Regions from separate parts of the Homo sapiens genome. Here regions 1 and 3 are each linked to region 2. Evidence: chromatin loops called from intact Hi-C (ENCODE). Cell type or tissue: sigmoid colon. All regions are shown on one strand. Each heading gives the region's core, and the rest is flanking DNA. Links, peaks and the distances in the headings are about the cores only. Region 1 overlaps CDIN1 (CDAN1 interacting nuclease 1). Region 2 has its middle 22 kb from the start of MEIS2. Region 3 overlaps CDIN1 (CDAN1 interacting nuclease 1).

Region 1 (6,043 bases), core at 281-5,280, 320 kb after region 2:
AAAACTAACAATACAGGATGGGCTGCGAGATACTGTATGCACAGGGACAAGTTCAATTGGATGTCACGGCCTGGTTTATTTGGGGATCCACATTAGTGGGGTAGCCAAGTTGTATTCAAGATTATTTAAAACTTTGGGATTCCCCTCTGTGCAGGTACAGAACCATGAGATGGCAGCTCATCACTTGATCTTGTTCTAGAAGATGTAGGAACTGGGTATAATTAGAAGCCTTGGAGCACCAGGCCCACTGAGATTTATCAGCTGCAGATGTTCTCTTCTTCCTCAGCATCCCCAAAGAAGAGATTCCTTTGGGGTCAGTAGAATTAGGCTACCTGTGCACAGGTGTGTGGGTCCCCAGGCTCAAATGCATACAAGACGAAGCTCACACCTGCAGAAGAACTTGCTTCCATTTAACCGAGGGTTTCTTAGTAACTTTTAATCACAAACACTTGTCTGTAATTGGAACATAAACCATTGGTACCTTTATTTTACAAAGAGCTCTATGATTAGTGTCAAATGATCTCAGATTTGTCAAAACAAGTCTGGCAAGAACAGAAAGATTTGTGATTCTGTGGACCATGTCTGAGAAGCCACAAACCTTCCCATCAGTGAAGCACCCCTGAGTCACGGCCTTGACAGATCTAACATTAAGCTCAACACATTCTTCCATTTTATTATACAGCCATTCTGGAGACCATGATGTTCTTCAGAAAGGTGCTAATATTTTCACAAAGGAAGAAAAAAACTGTGATCTAACAAGTCACAGAGAAGAACAAAAGAATATATGGAGGTCATAAAAAACAAGCCCAGTATTTTAAAGATTTAATAAACAAAAACACATATCACCAGCACTGAGCAAGTGAGAGCAGCCTGCACTTTCTTTGAACAGCTAAATCATAAGCCAAAGGACACGAAGCATGACAGCTCTTTACGAAAATGGCATTTTCTAGGCAGAAAAGCCAGGCTGGGGAACACCTCAGTGCTCAAGAAAATGGACTTGTTTCACTTGTGAGGCAACAGATATTCCTGCAACTCAAAAAGGTTTTGCAAGATTGTGAACCTGAACATTTCATGCAGTGGTTCACAACCAGGATTCCCTAAAGATACCAACACAGATCTATGAACATTTTGAGTAGGATTCATTAATAAGACTCTACTGTCTACCTAAGTTTTGTGTTTCTTATGGAACTATGTTTAGGTTAGGTAACATTACCTCTGTCAATGTAGCTCAAAACCTCTGATTGACAATATGTCTCTAATTAATTAAGAATGAGGAAACACAATGTCCCTTTGTAAATAGAGATTGATACGCTTTCAAATTATGTGGTCTTTGGGTGACAAAAGCAGTAAGGACTTTAGAGGGTGACAAGTTTGGAAATTTAATGGCAGAACAAGATCTGGCCTTATTCCCAGCACCTACTTTAGTGCATTTCTGAGCCTTCTTCAACAGCTCAGGATCCAGAGATTATCAGATGCTGACGAGATAATCTTTCAGCAACCTACCTGTTTATGAAGAGGCTGACCACATTAAGCAACTTTATATAATCAATTTCTGGGTTATCTGAAGTAACAGGAGGGGAAGTTTTGGTTGCTAATTTGAAATATCAAGCAATCAAAAATGGTAGAAGAGGTGTAAAATAGGACCCTAGAAAATTTTTATTTAGGTCAAATGCAGACTTTTGGGTTGAACCATTTCCTCTTTTTGATGCCTATTCTTATTTACTGTGGCACCACTAGACAAAAATGAGATCACTGGGAAGGCAAATACAACCTTTGTGACCAATAAAAATCAAAGAGACTTTGTTAACAACATTGAAAAGAAAAGAGAGTCCTTGGGTCTGAGGAGATATGCACAGCAGAGGTTGGTCTGCTACTGAGATTGCAGCCCTCCCTGCCAGCTGGGAGACCCTCAGGAATGGGTGTCCACGGACATCTGAATTGATTCTGGAAACACTTTTTAAAGTTGACTATAATTTTATGGTTGCTATACTCATGGTCAAGTAATAAGATCCAAGACCCCCAATGGATTTTAAAGACTCCTGGGAAGCAGCGACTAGAATGTGAATGACGTTTGAATAAGTAATTTTGCTTGCAAATAAAATATCACCAAATTAGCAAAAACAACAAATACGCCTTGAAAAAATGGGAGGTGAAAGCCAAGAGCCATCACAGACCATGAAGGCAAGAAAGATGAGGTTTTTCATAAGTAATGACCCCTTATAAATATGTTCAAAATGTGTTTCTCGGCTGGGGACAGTGACTCACACCTGTAATCCCAGCACTTTGGGAGGCTGAGGCAGGCCAATCACTTGAGGTCAGGAGTTTGAGACCAGCCTGGCCAACATGGTGAAACCCCGTCTCCACTAAAGATATAAAAAAATTAGCCAGGCGTGGTGGTGCTCGCCTGTAGTCCTAGCTACTCTAGAGGCTGTGGTGGGAGAATCTCTTGAACCCAGGAGACGGAGGTTGCAGTGAGCTGAGACTGCACTACTGCACTCCAGCCTGGGTGACAGAGCAAGACTCTGAAAAAAAAAAAAAAAAAAAAGTGATTCTCTGGTTTCATTTCATTTTAGGGTATTTAGAGAAATTCAATCAGAGACGATGGAACTAAAGCTGGCCCTTCTGTGCATACCTGTTTCCTAGTGAGTATCCCTCTGTTTCACCATTTGTCTGTTATATTGGGACCCTGTTGAGGGTAAAGACCAGGTTTTATTTGTATTCATGACCTCCATGCCTAACACAGTGCCTGGTACATGAAAGATACCCTCAAGGACAAGATGGGCAATACAGGGTTAGCACTAAGATGATCAGACAGCTTTGCATTGGTTATTGAATCAGTGCGAGTCTAGAGACAGGGGTGCAGGCAGGGGTCAGCCATTGCCTCGGCATGGCAATTTTATTAATGACCAGAGTGAGCACACTAGTGGCATACTTACAGGTTATAGTGAAAATAATATAGTTACAACAATGTTCATTATTAACACTTTCACCCCACTTACTATGTGCCCAACACTGTTCTAAGCACTTTAATATATATAGAAGCACTTTATATATATCGAACCACTTAATTTGTATGCCAACTCCATGAGGTTGGTACAATTATTATCCCTGTTCTACAAGTAAAAAAACCAAGGCATAGAACAATTAAGTAGATTGCCTAAGGTCTCACAGCTAAAAAGTGGAGGAACCAGTTTTAGAACCAAGGCAGTTTGTGATGCACTCACTATGAGGTAGTGATCGGTTTACTAAACAGGGTGATAGAATGTTAGACTTTAACCAGAAAAAGAGAGTCAATGTCCTTTGCAATGGTTAAGCCACACCTAGGGCATTTTGGAGAGTTCTGGTGTCATATTTTAAGGGCATGTCTCCAGTTTGAAAGTCAACCAAAGGAGAATCCTAGGATATTTGAGGAATGGTTAGAATAAGAGTATGTCTGATTTAGAAATGAACAGTCAAGGTTCACTAACACACTCATCATGTTCTGATTTTGAGAGTGCTCTTATGGAGGAAGGATTTGATTCGTGCTGTAGCTCTCAAGTGCAGACTTAGGACAATGCTTGAAAGTAGCCAAGAATTAGATTTTGATTCCACACAAATAAAATTTTTTGTATAACTGAAACTTTCAAAAACATGGAGTGAGCGGCCTTGCAAAATAGTGACATCAGTAGATCTGTTAAATCAAGGCTGGGCTTTCATTAATTTTAAAAAATTGAACCAATGCATACAAATTGGGAATGTTTACACAAAATCCTGCATATTTAGCTTTTTTTGAGAAACTAATCAATCTGGCAACAAGCAACTGAAGATAAGTAACAGCTGCCCCCTTCAGATATAACCTAGGTTCGCGGGACTGCCACAGTCCCCACTGTTCTCTGTCACTTTCTGATGCCGAGGATCAGTGCCAGGTATACCAACTGAGCTTCTTAGCTCCTAACTTGCACTATACAGCAATACTCCTCCTTGCTGCATATCTAGGATGCTAAGGTTACATAAAATAAAGAATTCTCCATATTTTCTCCAGTTCTATTGTTTTGGTAAACTTGGTTATTGGGTTCCTGAAGCTGCATATTTGAAGGAGTTGGTTACAGGGAGAACACTTTGTCAGTCAAGGTGAATTCCTGCTGGCAAGCAGTGAAGAGAGACATAAAAATGCCCCAACTGTGAGAGTCCCTGGCTGTTTGGTGTTGGGGCTAGCAGGCTTTGTCGATCTCAACAGGTGTTGAGGACAGTGCAGGAAACACAAATGCTGCTTACATTTTGTTCAGTTTTAAAAAAGGCAGTGAAAGCTGTTAATGTATTTTTAAAAGATTATCACCAAGAATGTTTTAAAAATGGTACTTCAGTGAGTAAATTCTTAGTTTTGGAGAAAAATCTAGCTATCCTCAGATAAGCCCTGAGGATTCCAGATTGCGAATGTTGGACAGAATATGATATAAGTATCTTTCTGTTCAAGGTTTCCTGTAACTCTCTGAGAAACTCAGTGGTTCAGACAGAAAATTTGGCTCCCCAAATTCAGGAAGAACTTGCTTACTCTTTTTTTTTAAAGTATAAAACTAAATACTCCCCTTTCCTTGCCACGCCTCTAACACTATCCTATAATTCAGGAATTACTAGGATGAGGCATCTTTACTTATGGAGAATGGAGAAGATTATTAACTTCCTATTGTTATACTTTTCCTCAAGGCATCCTCTTCAGAGACTGTTGAAAAGAAAGGCAGATGAAGGAATTTAGAGGTTTCGAATCATACTATTAGATATCATCTTGCTAAATTAACCCCAATAACCCCTCGTTGGTTTCCTGAAGCCAGCTGAGCTTCTAGATCTCCACAGATTTCAGGGAGCCCTTGACCAATCATTATGTCTATAAAGATGCTAAGTACATATAAAATAATATAAGATCTCAATAATCAACAACAAAGAGGTAACTAATATTTACTGAGCAGGCAGTGTTTCAAGAACTTTTACATGTACAGACTAATTTGGTACTCACTGCCACCCTATGAGGAGGGCACTATGACTATCCTCATTTTACAGATGAAGAAACTGGGGCCCAAAAAGGGCCAGGTTTCGAACCCAAGCCGCCTGGCTCTATGGCTTACCCTTGTAACTACTATGCTTTACTGTCTCATTATACCTTGTGTTTATATAGCATTCTATAACAGTCATTTGACTCTGAAAAATATTTACTACACCTGGATAGGTGATAGGCAAGCAGGGGTCCAGAAGCAAGGCAACTGATCAAAACCCCAGTATATGAGTTGGGATCCACCTATCTACACAGGGAATAACTCTAAGTTTGATGTCAATAGTTTCACGCTAAAAAGTTTATCTGGCTACTTATTTCAATTTAAGTATCACCACATTTAGGAAGTAGATGGAAAAGCAACCCATAATTCTGGCAAAAGAAATGAAAATAATTACTTTTGAGGGAGCATATTTTAAACCTTTGACAAACAGGTGGAAGTAAGCTAGGGAATGAGAATTACAGAATCACTACATAAAGTTCAGAGAAGAGAAATGTCTCACGCTGTGAAGGGGTTCAGAAGTTATGGGGCAGAATCTAAACATGAGGGAAGAGGAGTAAATCCAGAACACTGCCACAGCTTGTTCATATAAATGGAAATAAACAGCTGGAATAAGTTATGAGGAAAACTGAGGGAAGCAACGGGTCTAAGTGAACGTATGAGGTAGAGATTTGTTTTCCCAGAAAAGAAGGTTCAGAACTTGTTAAACAGGGTGATACAGTATGCCCCAAAGGCCCCAGTTTTGCTCCTAAAATACCTCTAGTATACAGATGCATCTTATGTTTGTGCCATTAACTTGGCTTACCCATGTTTTCAGCTCTATGAGAAAACCACTACATATATTTTTTAAACTAGTATGCTTTTACATCTCTTTTGGTAATAAGACGGTGAAAGGTGTGGGATTTATGTACTATTACATAATTTGTCTCTCTACCTGTAATCACGGAAACTGCTGAAATTGACCTAATACTTTTCTTCCCAATGAGCTGAATTACCATAATTGCATAAACAAGGATTCT
Region 2 (6,043 bases), core at 293-5,292:
GCCTTTAAAAGTAATGGCTACACATCTCTAATCATTCCAAAGTATTTTTACAAATTGTTCTTATACTTTGAATTCATCTGCTCCCTGCCAAATAGGAAAACAACCACTAGACAGTATGCTCTACAATTGAAGTTATTTTACTGTGAAGAGATTTAAAGTTGACCAGCCTCTAAAGTCATGTGTGCTAGATGCTAATCTTTATTTTGGAAAGCAACTCTACAGAAGTCACTGCATGTTGAATTGTTTAGCAGAGCAAGCAAGCGCTCTTCAGGCATAGGCCTGACACTCTGTCTCTGAAAAGAAAACTCTGTCTTGGTGAGGGAATATGATGTCCAACCACTCTCTACCTGGCTGGGCTCCAAGTACATGACGAATTGCAAAAATACAATATACAAAAGGAATATTTATGTGTCTTCCTCCATCAGATACACAGTATTTTTTCTCCCATGTCACAAAACTTGTAACCGCAATTTACAAGTATATGCACAAACTGCTATTGATTTAACGATGCATTTCTTTGATGTCCCTTGCCTTAACCTCATTTATAAAGCTGTTTTGCATTATTTCAAACTGTCAATGATTTGTGACTCATGAATATTCAAATCTAATTTGCACTTACCTTTTTGGTATGCATGCTTACTTGCAATATGTCTCTACATTTGCCCTTTTGTTTTGTATTTATTTGTGGATTATTTTATTGAAATAATACTCTTTTAAAAGCATATTAAGTCTATTTTAAAACAACAGGAGTGGTTGATGATTGACTTTTCTTGGTCTCAGTGCACTCTGTATTTTGCCGCTTAGCAAGTTCAGTCATTCTGTAAACATGTCTCTAGTATTAAAAATAATCATCCTTTTGCTAATAGATGTCAGTTTCAGTGGGACGGATTTAGTTTGCTCAGCTATATGTCTCTAGGAAAGAGTCAACAAGTTTTAAATGAACTTGAGCCTTACACAAAAAAAGAAAAAAAGGAAAGGATTATTTCTGGTGGAAAAACAAAAAGTTCATGCAGAATTGAGCCCTTCATGTCAGTGTGGATCAACTTTTCCACTTACATTGTGGAATGCCAGAAATGAAACCTAATTCTCTCAAGCACTAAAAAACCCTTTTAGATGTCTTTCAGATGATGATAGCTAAAGGAGACACCCAGGACTTTGTGGATTGCAGGCATGTCACTAGTGATTGAAGCTCCAAAACAGCAGAGCAGGGAGCCATCTGCCTATAGAATGGATTTCTTGCAAAACCTGTTCAGAAACAAATGAAAAGTGTTGTTATAAAAAAAAAAATGGAGCAAAGCACACCACTTTTGTAATTGATTTCTGGACTCAACTGTGATTTCCAAGAAAATCCAAACAATTAACTGCCCTACCTTGCCAAAAAATTTTTTCAAATATTTATGTTTCATGCCAGCAGCTAAAATAGAAAAATACTTCATGGCATTTACAATACGATAGTTGCAGATTTCCTTACTTTTCTTCATGCTCAATTTTTAAACTTTGTTTTAAGCTGTAGAGAAATCACTGGTCACCTATTGCCTTCCATTGCATGATAAAGTTGTCCCAAAATTTACTAAATTATTCTACACAAAAAAATAAACACAGGTCCCAGTTCATCCCATCTAGCCAACAACATGTTTCTTTTTTACAAATTTCTCATAATAGCTCAATTGTAGATAATCCGTCAGGTGATATGATCTCCTTCCAAATGCTACTAAATTGCTATCTAACCTTTTTGTAGTTATTTTTTATTTAGAAAGCAAATATTTTTATTTTAAACAAAAACGTTTTGCTGTCATATTTTATTATTGATGTGTTTAAACAAACATACTCTGTCTAAAAGAGTTCATGTTTTCCCAAATTTATCATTTTCTTCATGACTGTTGATATCATTATTATTTCCTCAATTTTGAAAACCAAACATCACAGATTCACTGGGCCCCATAGTATGCTACCCAAAGCTATCTATCAGGTAAACCCCTTTACAGGATGCTATTTTTATGCACGTAACTAACCAATTTGTTACATGCTGATTTTTGACCCATGAATCAGAGGACTCCTCCCTGGGAGATAGAAAACTCTTAGGAACAAGGGTTTTAGCATTATGTTCCTTAATCCTACTACTAACTTGCTTTGTAAACCATAGTAAATTTCCTGAATCCCTAAGAACCTTAATTTCCTCATCTAGGAAACAGGGATGTCCCACTAATAATGATTGTGCCTACTTCATATTGTTATGAGAATTAAATGAGATTATTCAAATGCAATGCTCAGCATACTAGCTGGCAGTTAGACAATACTCAATATGGAGCTGCTATTTCCATAGCCCAATTTTTGCCAGAGTTGTACCTAGTTTCTCATCAATTATACTTTAAAGTAAGCAAACTTTGTCTTCTCAAAATCTATTCCGTATTTCCTCCACTGTATATCAGCATAACAGTTAAAGCATTTGTTCCCAACTCTAGGGCTAGGTCTAATCAATGATTGGCTCAGGATCCATGGTTAAGCCTTCCAAAAAGTCATTCAAATGAGGTATGAGGGAAAGTTTGCTGGGGTCTTCTCAATTTTTTTTTCACACATCTTCCCACAACAGCATCCAGAGAAAGAGAAACAGGCACTCTTCCTCTCAGTGTGGTTGTGGGAAGATAAGAGGCTCAGAGCTGCTGCAGCCATCTGGCTGCCAGCCTGAGGATAAAGCTGATACACATAAGATGGCAGAGCCAAGAAAATTGAAGGGAATGAGAGATGGAGCTTGCCCCACCTCTTGCCAATGGCATAACTTTATTCCCTTATTGCTTAAGCCACTTAGAATTGGGTTTTCTGTTACTTGCAGCCAAAAACATTCTAACTGATTCAGGGAGGCAGGCTAAAGAGCAGTCCAGTGCCGGAGTTTACAGGAGCATATAAACATGTTGTAACTCCTCCTGCCTTTTCTAAGTCAGTAGCCCAGCCACATCTCCACAATGTGTCTGTCTTTCTGAAAATAGAAAAAAGATTCAGAGCACATCTTCCAAGATTACTCCAGTCTCCTAAATAACCAGCAGCTCTTTTTGCCTTTTTTTTTTTTTTTTTTTTTGAGATGGAGTTTCGCTCTTGTTGCCCAGGCTGGAGTGCAATGGCACGATCCCAGCTCACCACAACGTCTGCCTCCCGGGTTCAAGCAATTCTCCTGCCTCAGTCTCCCAAGTAGCTGAGATTACAGGCAGGCACTGCCACGCCAGGCTAATTTTTTGTATTTTTAGTAGAGATGGGGTTTCTCCATGTTGGTCAGGCTGGTCTCAAACTCCTGACCTCAGGTGATCCACCCACCTCGGCCTCCTAAACTGCTGGGATTACAGGTGTGAGCCACCGCGCCCGGCCATCTCTTTTTGCTTTTGTAGAAATAGAATTCAAAGCAAGGGCACCCCTGTCTTGCTTTTGTAACCTCATTTCAGATCCGCAGTTTACAGAATTTTAGCGCTCAAAATGTACTCTGAATTTTACATTCTTCACGTCCTGGAAAATCACAACCTAAAGTAGAATGGCAACACATGCATCTAATCCAATGGCATGAATCTAAGTAAAACTTATTTTATGATTTGGTTTACGATTCTTTTGTTCCTATTTCTAGCTGACCAGTTTAATTTGATATACATAACCTAAAAATAAGCTGGTGTCTTTACGCTTCTTTTTTTTATCTATATAAGGACAGATCTAGTTTGCTTTATCTCTTAGGAACCTGAATAATAGGTTATATGATCAAAAGAAGCAATTCTCAGCTAAAAATCTAACAATGCACTTTTCATGGTCCCAGATCAGTTTGGTCTTTCTCTACCCCCTTCCCACCCCATCTGCCTCCAGCTATCCATGATTTAAATCTTATCAGGAGCTCTCATGATTATAGTTCTAGTGTTCCTTTGAATAAGCAGTGAGAAAAGAAGCCAGGTAATTGTGTATTGCTCTAAAATATATGGAACCACAGATCTGGAGACATCTTTAGATATTATCTAAAGAACCAGCCACAGATAATGCCAGAGACATGCCTAGGGTCACGCTGCTTGGAAGCAAGTCATCTGATTCCCTAGCCAGCATCACTGCTACTACACCACCATGCCTCTCAGGAAAAGTGGCTCTTAAAAGATGTATGGGTAAATAAATTACTAAATTTAACCTGTGGGGTGACCCTTTGTTGCTTAACTTATTTTCATGAGAATCTAACTTTATCATATCTCAGCTTTATGGTTATTTTTTAAAACTATGTATTTTAAGATATAGAAGGTCAAGTCACTACCTATTTTGCTGAAGATTTCTTTACAGCATGTTAAAATATGTCCTTTTCGGTGTTGCTGAAAACTGGAATAAAAGTAGCAAAAATATGTGGTTTTCTTATTGGTCCTCCTAAACTGAGACTTGATCAACTGGTGTTGAGGGCCATTGTGACTGTGGTCTTGCACTTGTTACATGGAGGACATTCATAGCCCACTGAAGGAGGAGCTCCTCTATCCATCCTGCAGTCCAGCAAATATCAATACTTGAAACCAACAATGGAGACACCGTGGCTAACTATAAATCTATGGATTTTTTACAGAAGATTTTCAAAAATCTAGAACTACCAAATGCTACTACCAGTACCAAAAAGCCCATATATTTCAAATGCCATAAAACACATACTTTTCATGAATCCATACTCTGTTAAAACACATACTTTTCATGAATCCATACTCTGTCAATCTTACTCATATATGTGAATTTCATAAATCATAGTCTCTCACACACAATAGTCTCTCACACACACAGAAACACAGAGTAAAAAACAATAATAACTGGTATTTAGAAATCAACTGATTCAAAATAAAAATTCTGACTTCCCCACAGTGGATGGGTATCTCTAACTTAAAAGTTTTTGTTTAATTCACAGTTGAAATAGGATCCTTAAAGAGATTTCATTAGACTTCATTTTCAGAAATATTTCAAAATTAGCTGCAAACCAATCATAAGTGAAAAAAACATCTAGAGTCCCTGGGATTATTGACCAACAGGAAAGGGACAAATGAGATTGTATCCAAGTATCCTTTCCATGACATCTTCGCTCTTCTTCTAGTATTCGTTAGGGCCACCTAAGGATTCAACTTAGGAAGTGTGGGGGGAAAAAAAAAGCACAGCAGAATCTAATTTAAATTTATTGCCTACCAGTATGCAATAAGTTTAAAAACTTCAATGACACTGTCTGGGTGTGGTGGCTCACGCCTGTAATCCCAGCACTTTGGGAAGCCGAGGTGGGTGGATCACTTGAGCTCAGGAGTCTGAGACCAAAACTAATAAAATAATTTCTAGTGATTATTTTATTAGTTTTATTCAATTAAATAAATTGAATCTGTAGTTAAGAATCGTTTTTTGTAAAAGAAGGCCAATATTATTTTAAAAAAGTTAACTTTACATAATTTTTAAGAAACATAATTTCAATCACATATTAAGTTATCTAGAGAATAGAAATGGGAGGAAACTCTCCCTAACTCCAATCAAATGTTACCAATATTAGGCAAAGAAGATTTGTGTGTGTGTGTGTGTGTGTGTGTGTTTGAGACAGGGTCTCGCTCTGTCACCCAGGCTGGAGTGCAGTGGCACGATCTCCGCTCACCTCAAGCTCCGCCTCCCGGGTTCACGCCATTCTCCTGCCTCAGCCTCCCGAGTAGCTGGGACTACAGGCGCCCGCCACCATGCCCAACTAATTTTTTGTATTTTTAGTAGAGACAGGGTTTCACCGTTTTAGCCAGGATGGTCTCGATCTCTTGACCTCATGATCCGCCCGCCTCGGCCTCCCAAAGTGCTGGGATTACAGGCGTGAGCCGCCGCGACCGGCCAGGCAAAGAAGATTTTTTAAAATTTAAAGAAAAAAGAAAAATGATTGTTCGTTATCTCACATCAATAGAAATTTAAAAATCTTAAGCAAATATTATTAACCTAAACCTGGCTGTGTAGTATTATACACTTCAATATAACCAAAACCATAAGAATAGTTTAATATTAGAAAGTTTATAAATAAAATAACAGTAACAGAGTAAAGGAG
Region 3 (6,043 bases), core at 503-5,502, 530 kb after region 2:
TCAGGCAGCAGAGTGACTTTAGATGAATAACAGGTTATTGTAAAAATACTGAAGGTTCTATCATACTGCACCGTCAGAAAGGAAAGATAAAGACGATGAAGTCAAATACAGTTCAATATAAAAAATAGTAAAGTTCCAATCTCCCAAAAGAAAAGAACGAAAAATAGGAAAATAATCTTGCTCAGTTTAATGCATGGTGATAATGGTACCTGGAAAATCCTAAGTACAGAATAATTTAACCCTTACAGCTTTATGTCTGAGCAAAAAACCACTTTAGCCATAATGCAGGGTTTATATGAAAGTGAGTGCCAGCATTAACAGATAGCTTTAAGAGTTGGGATGGTGGTAGAGAGGTTGTGTATCAAAAAATTCAGTAAGAGGTCACTGAGAGCATTGAGAAAAGAAAGAGTTTGAGCATTGCAAATTCTTGCTGGGACCCCTATCATCACCATCACTCTGGCATTTTATTTCCAAACAAGCAATGTATTTTACCTTTCTGAGATTATTTTCTGGTTACAAGCCAACCATTATGAACCTTTCAGTGAATCACCGAATAGGGCACTTAAAGGGATAAACAATTATAAAAATAACTCTGTCATAGGCACATACATTTTATTTTATTTAGTGATGTAATAAGCTTAGGGGCATATATCAGGTCCAAAATGGTCTTGGTCATTAATTTAAGCAATAAATCATAGGTCTTGCCAACAATGACGGCAAACAGATGCTAACAAGGAAAGGTATTATTTAATATTGCCACGTGTTATAAAAATGTAAGTGTGTTTAAGACATGTCTTAAATTTTTATAATAATATGCATTTAATACATTACTGTTTTGACACATGCAGGAATCAGATTTATAGGTCCCATTCTGTAGCTTCTTCTTCTGTGAACATGAGAGCATATTCTGGGTTTTTTTTGTTGTTGTTGTTTTTTGTTTTTTGTTTTTTTTAAAGAGGGGTTTATAGTGCATGTTTGCAACTACATCTAATTGGTTGTCTTGCTGTTTTGTAGTAAATAATGTCAGCATTGAAACTCATTTAAAAGAATGAATCTACACACTTTGCCTGAATTTGAAAATAGAACATTTAAAAATTATAATTTTTAAAGAAACATTACAGCATAAGAAATACATAAGAGCACTTTATATCAAGTTGGCAACTAATTTTTTTTACATTCATTTTGAACTGTTCTGCATACCAGGCAAAAATTACTACCTTAATTAATAAGTTTACAAGTAAAGTTCAATATTCAAAAATTTGGAAGTAACTAAGAAAAACTCCACTTTATATCTTCATGCAAAAATCCTAAGAATCAACAGTAGTATACCAAAACACAAAGTAATTTAAAATGGAGTCTTTCTATCCATAAATTTGGCAAATTATGCCAAACCATAATATTCCCCCTCTAATATTTCCTTTCAGAGCAGTAGGTTTATATTCCTTTGCCAGCAGGTCGAATCCTCCTAGGGAGAGGGCTTGTGAGAAAAGGGAATTAGGGGCTAAAAATTTAATCCAAAACTTCTTTAAAAAAAAAAAATGAGCTTTTTTTTTTCACATCAACAAGATACTGACTCTACTAAATATATTTTTTGTTAGCAATTATTTTGTTTGAGTTTCCTTTTCAATCAACTCTCCTAGCTGCCAGCATGGTCTTCCCTCTTTTTTGTGTAGGCAAGGAGTTCATTCTTTAGAATACTTGAGGAAGCAGTGCTCGGAGTATGGAAACTAAATTTTCTTCATTAAATCTACTGAAGCAGATATTAAAAATGCATTTAATATACTGGCAATGGTCGGTGGGCACCGCTGACTGTGACAGGCCAGTTACTGATGATATGCCGTCAGATGGCCTTCTCAGCAGGCGCCTGGGTCTCAGGCTGCTGAAGGACAGCAATATCTTCCCTTGTGTGTAAGCTCTATTCATCTCCCAAGTATTTACTAAATCACAGGCCTCTGCACACATAGCCCACGTTTTCAGCGTATGCTAACAAATGATGGATGGCCTCGTCAATTCGTTATGTCCTGAAAGCATGGTTTCCTGCCATTCCAATCATCAAACCTCAGTGCTTCAGAGCTGATCAGTCCCAGGGAATATATTTTGCAGGCTCGATTAAAAGAGTAGAAGTTCTTTCCATTAGACTCTCTGGCACTCTCCTCAACTATTTGTTGTTTCAACCAATTATTAGGGCAGACTATTCAATAGGTGTTCAGGTACTATAACATGAGCAGGTTTTTTCCTGATGTTCACTAAGGTGTAATTTCTTTTATGACAAATCAGTGGAGGTATTTGAAAATAAAATATTTGATAGAGAAATTCATGTTTTAAAACAATTTTCCTTCTAGGTACAGTGGGCAAAACCTTAAAAATACATTATATCATCATATTATTTTATATTATATTATATTATATTATATTATATTATATTATATTATATTATAATGTAAGTGTATTAGCCAATGCACTTCAAAGGAACTTCCAAGGCAATAGCCATTCTGTAAATCATCTAAGCCTTTCAAGACAATAATTCCCACACATTCTCTTAATTATAATCTAGATAAAGGCACAAACTGCTTAAAAATTCTCCTGACAGTTCCAAAGTTAGATGACAAAAGTTCAACTTGTCAAAGAAAAAAATCTTCTTAAAAGAACATTTATTTTCAGTTCCAAGGTTACATATGTCAGTTGTCTTTTCCATAAGCCATAAGAACATTTTTTTCTCTATAGCTTATCTATGGAACAGAAAATAAATAAAAGCACAGTCATACCTTTTACTCAGAAACAGTAAACTTCATAAAAACAGATGAACTTACCACAACTAAACAGAAAGCTGAGCTTTGAGGAAATGGGGTGGTATTAAAGAGCCAAACAACTTGCTATAAATAAGCTTCTTGAAATGCTAAAAAAAAAAAATTTTAAGTGCCGGACTCCCATTTAGCCAATAGCCACATAGGCACCAATACACCTCCAGTCAGTGTAAGCTCCACCACACTGTCCTGCCATTCACCTCAACCTTAACCTCAAGATTAAGCTCATTTTTATTGCGCACAAAGGTCATCTGTATTAGGTCAAAATTCAAAGTCCCTTGTCAGAAAAGGTTGATATATTCCAACCTTTCCTTCTCCATGCATCAAATTTTTCATGGTAAAGTCATATTCAGCAGACAGTATATTCAGCAATTTATTGTGCCATTGTAATACAGTGCAGAATACAATCGTCCAAAAAGCTATCACATGAATAAAATATTTTTCATGACTATGAACCAAATCTAGACTCCTTACACACCTCTAACAGAGGAAATACAACTAACCAAGTCTTGTTTCCATGCTTCAGAAGAGTTATATGGCAAATAATTGTCCCTAAAATATAATCTATAGCATAATTATGCTTTTGCTTCCATAGTCTTTGGGAATAGGCAACTTTTTTTCAAAGTGTCACTCAAATTTTTGAATGGTATTTTTTTTAATGCAAAAACATCTCACCTGTTTTAATACTTTTATTCAAATCTGGCCTAAGCAGTTTAACTGAAGTAGGTCTAAACCTGAAACCCTCTCTTTGATCTAGAACCTAGAGGAAGATAGGCTCTATGATACAATGAAAACTAAAGGAGAAAAATTACTGTCTTGCCCAATTCATTACTATTACAATTATGTGATTAGCAGAACTGCAAAAATAAGATAAATTAAAAGAAAACTTTGAAGGCACCATTCTAGAATACATCGTAATTAGTAAAACCAAAGTCTTAAGGAATAATCAATCCATTCTTTTTAAGAGTTTATGCAACTTCTTTGTGTTTACCACAAGGTCTTTTCACAATCAGTATGTTAGTATGATGAATGGTTTCAGATCATTTTAAAAACTCTCATTCAGCCAGGCGCGGTGGCTCAAGCCTGTAATCCCAGCACTTTGGGAGGCCGAGGCAGGCAGATCACAAGGTCAGGAGATCGAGACCATCCTGGCTAACACAGTGAAACCCTGTCTCTACCAAAAATACAAAAAAATTAGCCGGTCGTGGTGGCGGGCGCCTGTAGTCACAGCTACTCAGGAGGCTGAGGCAGGAGAATGCTGTGAACCCAGGAGGTGGAGTCTGCAGTGAGCCGAGATCACGCCACTGCACTCCAGCCTCAGTGAGAGCGAGACTCCATTTCAAAAAATAACAATAATAATAACAACAAAATAAAAACTTTCATTCTTCAAATTTGATTAATACCTATATTGAACACTAAATCAATGTTCACACTGACGTGATGATCTAGGGTATCCTATAAAATCTCCTTGCCCTGGAAGACTTACACCTGAACTTACATATTTACTGGAGTCAAGCTACTACCTGATAGAGAAACCCTGACTCTAAACCTGGTACTCACTCAAGTATCTTTCATAAATGCATAACCCCCTTCTTACTAAGTTGAGACAAAACAGTAAAACAGCTTCCAGATATGAGTGGTTGCATTTGAGAAAAGTAGACAAGAAAATACTTGGAAAGGGGTGGTTTTAGGCAAAATATTTTCAGTTCTAATATGCTGAGTCTAACTATCATAACCATAAATACCACTGCAACAAGCAACCATGATTAAGTAATGGTTCCAATAATATAACCGCAGTAGCAACCAGTGTAGTATCAGGAACCGTGCTAATCATTTTATATGTATTATCTTATTTCAAGTTCATAACAATTCCATTTTATAAATAAGGACTCTAAGGCACCAAAAACTGAAGAAACTTACCAATTAGGTATCTTCCCTCTGTTTTTATACTGGAATAACTACCAAATGAAAATGTAACATCTGAGCTTGAGTTTTTCTAGAAATAATTTCTGACATGATAAACCCTCGGGTGTACCACTAGAGCATTTCTAAATTCCAACAGAAAGGAAAGAATCACTGTAATGTCCCTAAACTTAGCTAATTAATCAATTTTAAAAAGGATTCACTTTTCTAAATGAGACATGTATATATGGCTTTAAAAAAAAAAATCAAGCAGCATTCTTTAGGCAAGTTCAATCAAATGTCCATTATGAATGTACCATAATACTTACAATATACTAGGTACTCCTCCTAAGGCCCAAGACTATAATTCCAGCTCCCATGCTAACTATAGTAAGGGAAACATAAGGAGAAAGCCCAACAACCCAACAATGACAAAAATCTTATAAGAATGAACGAGTTACACATGGTAGTAGTGTGAGTCTCTTTCAGAAAAAAGGCTACAAAAATCAGAACAAAGGGGGTGTAAAAACATCTATGAAAGACATCCCTTGGAGCCATAAGGTACAAAAGTCTCAGACTGGCGATAGAATGCAGTGGTGTGTGAGGCTTAACAACTGCCTTTGGTAGTGAGGGGTGGTAGGGCTGGAGAAGGGGCAAGCCCAGGTTGTACCATTTGCCAATTTCTGTGGTGTAAATACTCCTACTGTGGATGAATTTTAAGCTACCAATGTGAGGTCGCGGTTTGTAGAGTCTGGAAAAGATGCTCACCATCAGCTCTCACAAGCTGGAAAGAGCACCAGCATCCACTGGCTGTAGGCCAAATTCAGCCCACAGACTTGTTCTGTTTGGCCAGGAAAATGTTGGCCCACACAGTGCTTTAAAAATTCAAACAAATTGACAACATTTAAAACTCAGGATATTTTATTTTTTCTTAAAAAAAAAAATCAGATCTAGAGCTGCTTTCTAAAGAGTAGAAGGCCTGGCAGCACCAGGCCCACATTCCTGCATGGCACTGGATGGCTGGCATAAAGTGGCCACTGCCTTGTTGGTACACACAACTGTACTTTCACCTAGCTGCAAAACCAACCAGGTCAGCTTCATTCATTCACTTGTTGTTGATACTTGCCTGGCCCCTAGAGGGATGGGAGTCTGTTCTCTAATTTAAAAGCATGAATGGAGAGTTTTGCATCCAGATATGGAACTTTGGTCAAATCACTGGGTAGGACTCCTCCCTCTGCATCTGCAACATTAACAGATTTGACCAAATTATCTCTAACTGCAATCTCGATCCAACACCGGCTTGCTTTATAAGTCACTGAATCTGAATAATAAGAGAG

Evidence for each region. Peaks named below come from ENCODE experiments on the same cell type or tissue, not always from the same donor. Only the 100,000 strongest peaks of a DNase experiment are listed, where the experiment ranks them.
Region 1: it touches region 2 in a loop (2.5-fold over the local background); 3 of 110 quality-filtered maps call a loop at or near these places.
Region 3: it touches region 2 in a loop (2.1-fold over the local background); 3 of 110 quality-filtered maps call a loop at or near these places.

What each region holds. Positions count from the first base shown.
Region 1 is chr15:36,801,177-36,807,219 of GRCh38, reverse strand. The region is part of intron 10 of CDIN1 (CDAN1 interacting nuclease 1); the gene reads right to left. It also overlaps the pseudogene CSNK1A1P1. Among named protein-coding and RNA genes, the nearest start is that of MIR8063, 170 kb to the left of the region's middle. In sigmoid colon, for the core only: no CTCF peak of the experiment used is centred there; no DNase peak of the experiment used is centred there.
Region 2 is chr15:37,119,624-37,125,666 of GRCh38, reverse strand. No RefSeq gene overlaps it. Among named protein-coding and RNA genes, the nearest start is that of MEIS2, 22 kb to the right of the region's middle. In sigmoid colon, for the core only: no CTCF peak of the experiment used is centred there; a DNase peak (open chromatin) is centred at 2,756.
Region 3 is chr15:36,591,686-36,597,728 of GRCh38, reverse strand. All of the region lies in intron 1 of CDIN1 (CDAN1 interacting nuclease 1), which reads right to left. Among named protein-coding and RNA genes, the nearest start is that of CDIN1, 15 kb to the right of the region's middle. In sigmoid colon, for the core only: no CTCF peak of the experiment used is centred there; no DNase peak of the experiment used is centred there.